Regions from separate parts of the Mus musculus genome. Here region 1 is linked to region 2. A link is a loop called in an ENCODE intact Hi-C map of the cell type or tissue named here. Cell type or tissue: heart. All regions are shown on one strand. Each heading gives the region's core, and the rest is flanking DNA. Links, peaks and the distances in the headings are about the cores only. Region 1 has its middle 2.1 kb from the start of Sost. Region 2 has its middle 28 kb from the start of Gm39392.

Region 1 (2,805 bases), core at 249-2,748, 160 kb before region 2:
ATTATGCTGGGTGAAAAGAGAAGGCCCCAGGTATTGGCTGCATTGGCTGCATTTGCGTAACATTTTTTTAAATTGAAAAGAAAAAGATGTAAATCAAGGTTAGATGAGTGGTTGCTGTGAGCTGAGAGCTGGGGTGAGTGAGACATGTGGACAACTCCATCAAAAAGCGACAGAAAGAACGGGCTGTGGTGACAGCTACCTCTAATCTCCACCTCCGGGAGGTGATCAAGGTTAGCCCTCAGCTAGCCTGTGGTGCATGAGACCCTGTTTCAAAAACTTTAATAAAGAAATAATGAAAAAAGACATCAGGGCAGATCCTTGGGGCCAAAGGCGGACAGGCGAGTCTCGTGGTAAGGTCGTGTAGAAGCGGATGCATGAGCACGTGCCGCAGGCATCATGAGAGAGCCCTAGGTAAGTAAGGATGGATGTGAGTGTGTCGGCGTCGGCGCACTGCACGTCCTGGCTGTGGTGCTGGACTGGCATCTTTGGTGAGCTGTGGAGGGGAAATGGGTAGGGAGATCATAAAATCCCTCCGAATTATTTCAAGAACTGTCTATTACAATTATCTCAAAATATTAAAAAAAAAGAAGAATTAAAAAACAAAAAACCTATCCAGGTGTGGTGGTGTGCACCTATAGCCACGGGCACTTGGAAAGCTGGAGCAAGAGGATGGCGAGTTTGAAGGTATCTGGGGCTGTACAGCAAGACCGTCGTCCCCAAACCAAACCAAACAGCAAACCCATTATGTCACACAAGAGTGTTTATAGTGAGCGGCCTCGCTGAGAGCATGGGGTGGGGGTGGGGGTGGGGGACAGAAATATCTAAACTGCAGTCAATAGGGATCCACTGAGACCCTGGGGCTTGACTGCAGCTTAACCTTGGGAAATGATAAGGGTTTTGTGTTGAGTAAAAGCATCGATTACTGACTTAACCTCAAATGAAGAAAAAGAAAAAAAGAAAACAACAAAAGCCAAACCAAGGGGCTGGTGAGATGGCTCAGTGGGTAAGAGCACCCGACTGCTCTTCCGAAGGTCCAGAGTTCAAATCCCAGCAACCACATGGTGGCTCACAACCATCTGTAACGAGATATGATGCCCTCTTCTGGTGTGTCTGAAGACAGCTACAGTGTACTTACATATAATAAATAAATCTTAAAAAAAAAAAAAAAAAAAAAAGCCAAACCGAGCAAACCAGGCCCCCAAACAGAAGGCAGGCACGACGGCAGGCACCACGAGCCATCCTGTGAAAAGGCAGGGCTACCCATGGGCCGAGGAGGGTCCAGAGAGATAGGCTGGTAAGCTCAGTTTCTCTGTATACCCTTTTTCTTGTTGACACTACTTCAATTACAGATAAAATAACAAATAAACAAAATCTAGAGCCTGGCCACTCTCTGCTCGCTTGATTTTTCCTGTTACGTCCAGCAGGTGGCGGAAGTGTTCCAAGGACAGATCGCATCATTAAGGTGGCCAGCATAATCTCCCATCAGCAGGTGGTGCTGTGAGAACCATTATGGTGCTCACAGAATCCCGGGCCCAGGAGCTGCCCTCTCCCAAGTCTGGAGCAATAGGAAAGCTTTCTGGCCCAGACAGGGTTAACAGTCCACATTCCAGAGCAGGGGAAAAGGAGACTGGAGGTCACAGACAAAAGGGCCAGCTTCTAACAACTTCACAGCTCTGGTAGGAGAGATAGATCACCCCCAACAATGGCCACAGCTGGTTTTGTCTGCCCCGAAGGAAACTGACTTAGGAAGCAGGTATCAGAGTCCCCTTCCTGAGGGGACTTCTGTCTGCCTTGTAAAGCTGTCAGAGCAGCTGCATTGATGTGTGGGTGACAGAAGATGAAAAGGAGGACCCAGGCAGATCGCCACAGATGGACCGGCCACTTACAAGTCGAGGCAGGTGGCAGAGCCTTGCAGAAGCTCTGCAGGTGGACGACACTGATTCATTACCCAGTTAGCATACCACAGCGGGCTAGGCGGACCACAGCCTCCTTCCCAGTCTTCCTCCAGGGCTGGGGAGTCCTCCAACCTTCTGTCTCAGTGCAGCTTCCGCCAGCCCCTCCTCCTTTTGCACCTCAGGTGTGAACCCTCCCTCCTCTCCTTCTCCCTGTGGCATGGCCCTCCTGCTACTGCAGGCTGAGCATTGGATTTCTTTGTGCTTAGATAGACCTGAGATGGCTTTCTGATTTATATATATATATCCATCCCTTGGATCTTACATCTAGGACCCAGAGCTGTTTGTGATACCATAAGAGGCTGGGGAGATGATATGGTAAGAGTGCTTGCTGTACAAGCATGAAGACATGAGTTCGAATCCCCAGCAACCATGTGGAAAAATAACCTTCTAACCTCAGAGTTGAGGGGAAAGGCAGGTGGATTCTGGGGGCTTACTGGCCAGCTAGCCAGCCTAACCTAAATGTCTCAGTCAGAGATCCTGTCTCAGGGAATAACTTGGGAGAATGACTGAGAAAGACACCTCCTCAGGTCTCCCATGCACCCACACAGACACACGGGGGGGGGGGTAATGTAATAAGCTAAGAAATAATGAGGGAAATGATTTTTTGCTAAGAAATGAAATTCTGTGTTGGCCGCAAGAAGCCTGGCCAGGGAAGGAACTGCCTTTGGCACACCAGCCTATAAGTCACCATGAGTTCCCTGGCTAAGAATCACATGTAATGGAGCCCAGGTCCCTCTTGCCTGGTGGTTGCCTCTCCCACTGGTTTTGAAGAGAAATTCAAGAGAGATCTCCTTGGTCAGAATTGTAGGTGCTGAGCAATGTGGAGCTGGGGTCAATGGGATTCCTTTAA
Region 2 (2,805 bases), core at 288-2,787:
CCACTAGGGGGCGCGCTCTACTTCTCGCCTTCCAGGCTCCCTCTTGCAGTCTCTGATTCTTCACCCCTCTCCTCTCCTCCCTCCTGCCCGCTCCGCATCCCGTTTTCTCTCTCCAGCTCCCTGCCCCCCTTCTTCCTGTCTCGTATTTTCCTGCCCAGGAATCAGACCCCAGACAGTACCTAGGAAGTCTGCGGCCTTGCCTAATAGAACCGTAATAGTCCTCGGGGAGGCGTGATAATGACATCCTCCTTAAATAAAAGGACTTAATGGAGATTTCCCAAATTTGAAAACCACATTTCCACTAGCAACCTACTCAGTGAGTGCTCTGGAAAGGAACTCATGGGGAGCTGCTGTAGGGGGGAGCGGGTGAGGAGGCTCGGAGTCTGCGCAGAGCTTGCTGTTCCGCACTACTCTCCCGTGCAGGACAAAGGACCCTTCAGAGGTTACAAACCACGGAGGTGGGTCACATCAGTCTTCTCCTACCCAACCCCACCAGCTCCCAAAGAGCAAAACGCTCAGACTCAGCAAATACTGTGTAACCCAAGGTGAAGTGCTTCCCTCTAGATCCCAGTGGTCCCCGCTGAACTAGGTATAATCGCCTACACATTATGACCCTGTTGGGATTAAAAGTTAGGGCGCCAAGCTGCACGCAGAGCCTTCTTTTTTAAATTACATTTTAATTTATTCTGTGGATGGAGGGCGCATATCCCAATGAAGTTGAAGAGGTCACAGGACAGCTTGCGGAAGCCAATTCTCTGCTTCCATTATGTGGGTCCCTGGGATCAAACTCGGGTGTCAGGCTTGGCAGCAAGCACCCTTACCGAATGAGCCCAAGAACAGGCCCAAGAACCTTCTACACAAGTACTGTGTGATAGAGGCCCTTGTCATCCATCCTACAAAAGAATAGCAGACTCTTGTCTTAAAACACCAGCCTGAAGTAGTAGCTCACATGTTCCACAAGCACTATGAAGCCTGAGGCAGGAGGATTGCTGTGAATTTGAGGCCACCTGGTCTATACAGTGAATTCCAGTCTAAATAGTGAAAGCCCGTCCCATAAAAAGCAGGAAAAGAAAGGGCTGGGGGCATAGCTCAGTTGGCAGAGTGCTTACTAGCCTGAAGGAAGCCCTGGCTTTGTACCCCAGCACTGCGAAAGCATAGCAGTGCTTTCCTGTAATTCTCAAATTTGGAGGTGGAGGCCGGAGGATGCATGAGACACAGGGGGGAGAGAGAGACTGAGAGACAGAGAGACAGAGAGACAGAGAGACAGAGAGACAGAGAGACAGAGCTGATATGGAAACCGTTCCTTGAGTGCCTGAGGTTAGGGATGTTAAGGTAGAGAGCTCTGCTATCAACACGCTGTGATCTTGGGCAGAGATCTTCCCCATCTCTGGCTGCCCATCTTCTGAGGTGAAGACACGTGGGATTAGATGGTCTATTAAGGTATCTCCATTCTAAATAAAAGTTGAAACTGGAATAAAACTCTTCCTATTCCGGCCTGGCAGCTGCTAGAGAAGCAGTGTGCTTGCCAACACTGCCACCTGGTGGCGGCAACACTCCACTACAGGGGAGACTTCTGGGTCGAGTGGGCGTTCACTTCTCCTCCACCAGCTAAGTGACTCTAGGTTTTTATTGTTGTTAATTACATTATTAAATTTTTATCTTATCTTAATTATATATGTTTGCGTGTGGGTATGTGCACATACATGCAGGTGCCTGTAGAGGCTAGAGCCATCAGATGCCCTGGAGCTGGAGACGGGTAGCTATGAGCCTCCCAGTGGGAAGGAGAGAGACGGCCTAGGAATTCTATCCAAATCCTGTAGGCAGAGTCTAAAAACTGCTCTGCAAGAGTAGTATACACCCATCACTGAGCCATCTCTGCAGCCCTGTTTTTGCTTTCTTTTGGTTTTGTTTTAAACCGCTCTCTGACTGGTGTTGTAGCTCAGTGGAAGAGTGGGGACCTCGGTATGTTTGAGGCTCTGGACCCTGGATTCAACACCACCACTTCCCAAAGAAAGTGTTAACAGTTTACAGCACAGGGTGTCTATTTTTGCAAATAAAATATTATATCTTGGGCTGGTGAGATGACTCAGTGAGTAAAGGCACTTAGAGCTGAGCATGCATGAAGAACCTAAGTTCTGGCTGAGGAAGCTACGTGGTAGGAGAGAGCCGACTCTCACAAGCTGTCTTCTGACCTCCGCATGAATGCTATGACACATGCATCCAAACCCACACCCACTTTCACACACATACACAAATAAACCAACAAGCAAATGTGATTCTAAAAATCCTATCCCCCTTTTGTGGTGCCCATGTGCCCATGTGTATAGAGGCCAGAGGTCAACGTCCTGTGTCTTTCCCCAGTGTCCACCTTGGCTTTTTTGAGACAGGGTCCCTCACTGAACTTGGAGCTCACTGACTGGGCTGCGCTGGCTGGCAGGGATCCTTCCTCCCTCCTCCCCGTCCCCGCTGCTGGGGTTACAGGTGTGCCTTAGTTAGGGTTTTATTGACGTCTATGAAGAGACACCATGTCTAAGCCAAGTCTTATAAAGGACACCATTTAATTGGAGCCGGCTTACAGGTTCAGAGGTTCAGTCCATTATCATCAAGGCAGGAGCATGGCAGCATCCAGGCAGGCATGGTGCAGGAGGAGCTGAGAGTTTCACGTCTTCATCTGAAGGCTGCTAGCAGAAGACTGGCTTCCAGGCAGCTAGGGTGAGGATCTTAAGCCCACACCCACAGTGCCACACCTATTCCAACAGGGCCACACCTTCTAATAGTGCCACTTATACAAACCGTGACAAGGTA

What was found. A loop is a pair of places that touch in the nucleus more often than their neighbours do. Peaks named below come from ENCODE experiments on the same cell type or tissue, not always from the same donor. Only the 100,000 strongest peaks of a DNase experiment are listed, where the experiment ranks them.
Region 1: a loop joins it to region 2, with 4 times the contacts of the local background. A loop is called at or near these places in 25 of 42 quality-filtered maps.

The regions. Positions count from the first base shown.
Region 1 is chr11:101,967,666-101,970,470 of GRCm38, reverse strand. No RefSeq gene overlaps it. Among named protein-coding and RNA genes, the nearest start is that of Sost, 2.1 kb to the right of the region's middle. In heart, for the core only: a CTCF peak has its summit at 1,439 (motif pointing right); DNase peaks (open chromatin) are centred at 1,390 and 1,960; H3K4me3 peaks cover 582 bases; H3K27ac peaks cover 498 bases; H3K27me3 peaks cover 736 bases.
Region 2 is chr11:101,812,182-101,814,986 of GRCm38, reverse strand. No RefSeq gene overlaps it. Among named protein-coding and RNA genes, the nearest start is that of Gm39392, 28 kb to the right of the region's middle. In heart, for the core only: a CTCF peak has its summit at 1,537 (motif pointing left); a DNase peak (open chromatin) is centred at 1,546; H3K4me3 peaks cover 351 bases; H3K27ac peaks cover 512 bases.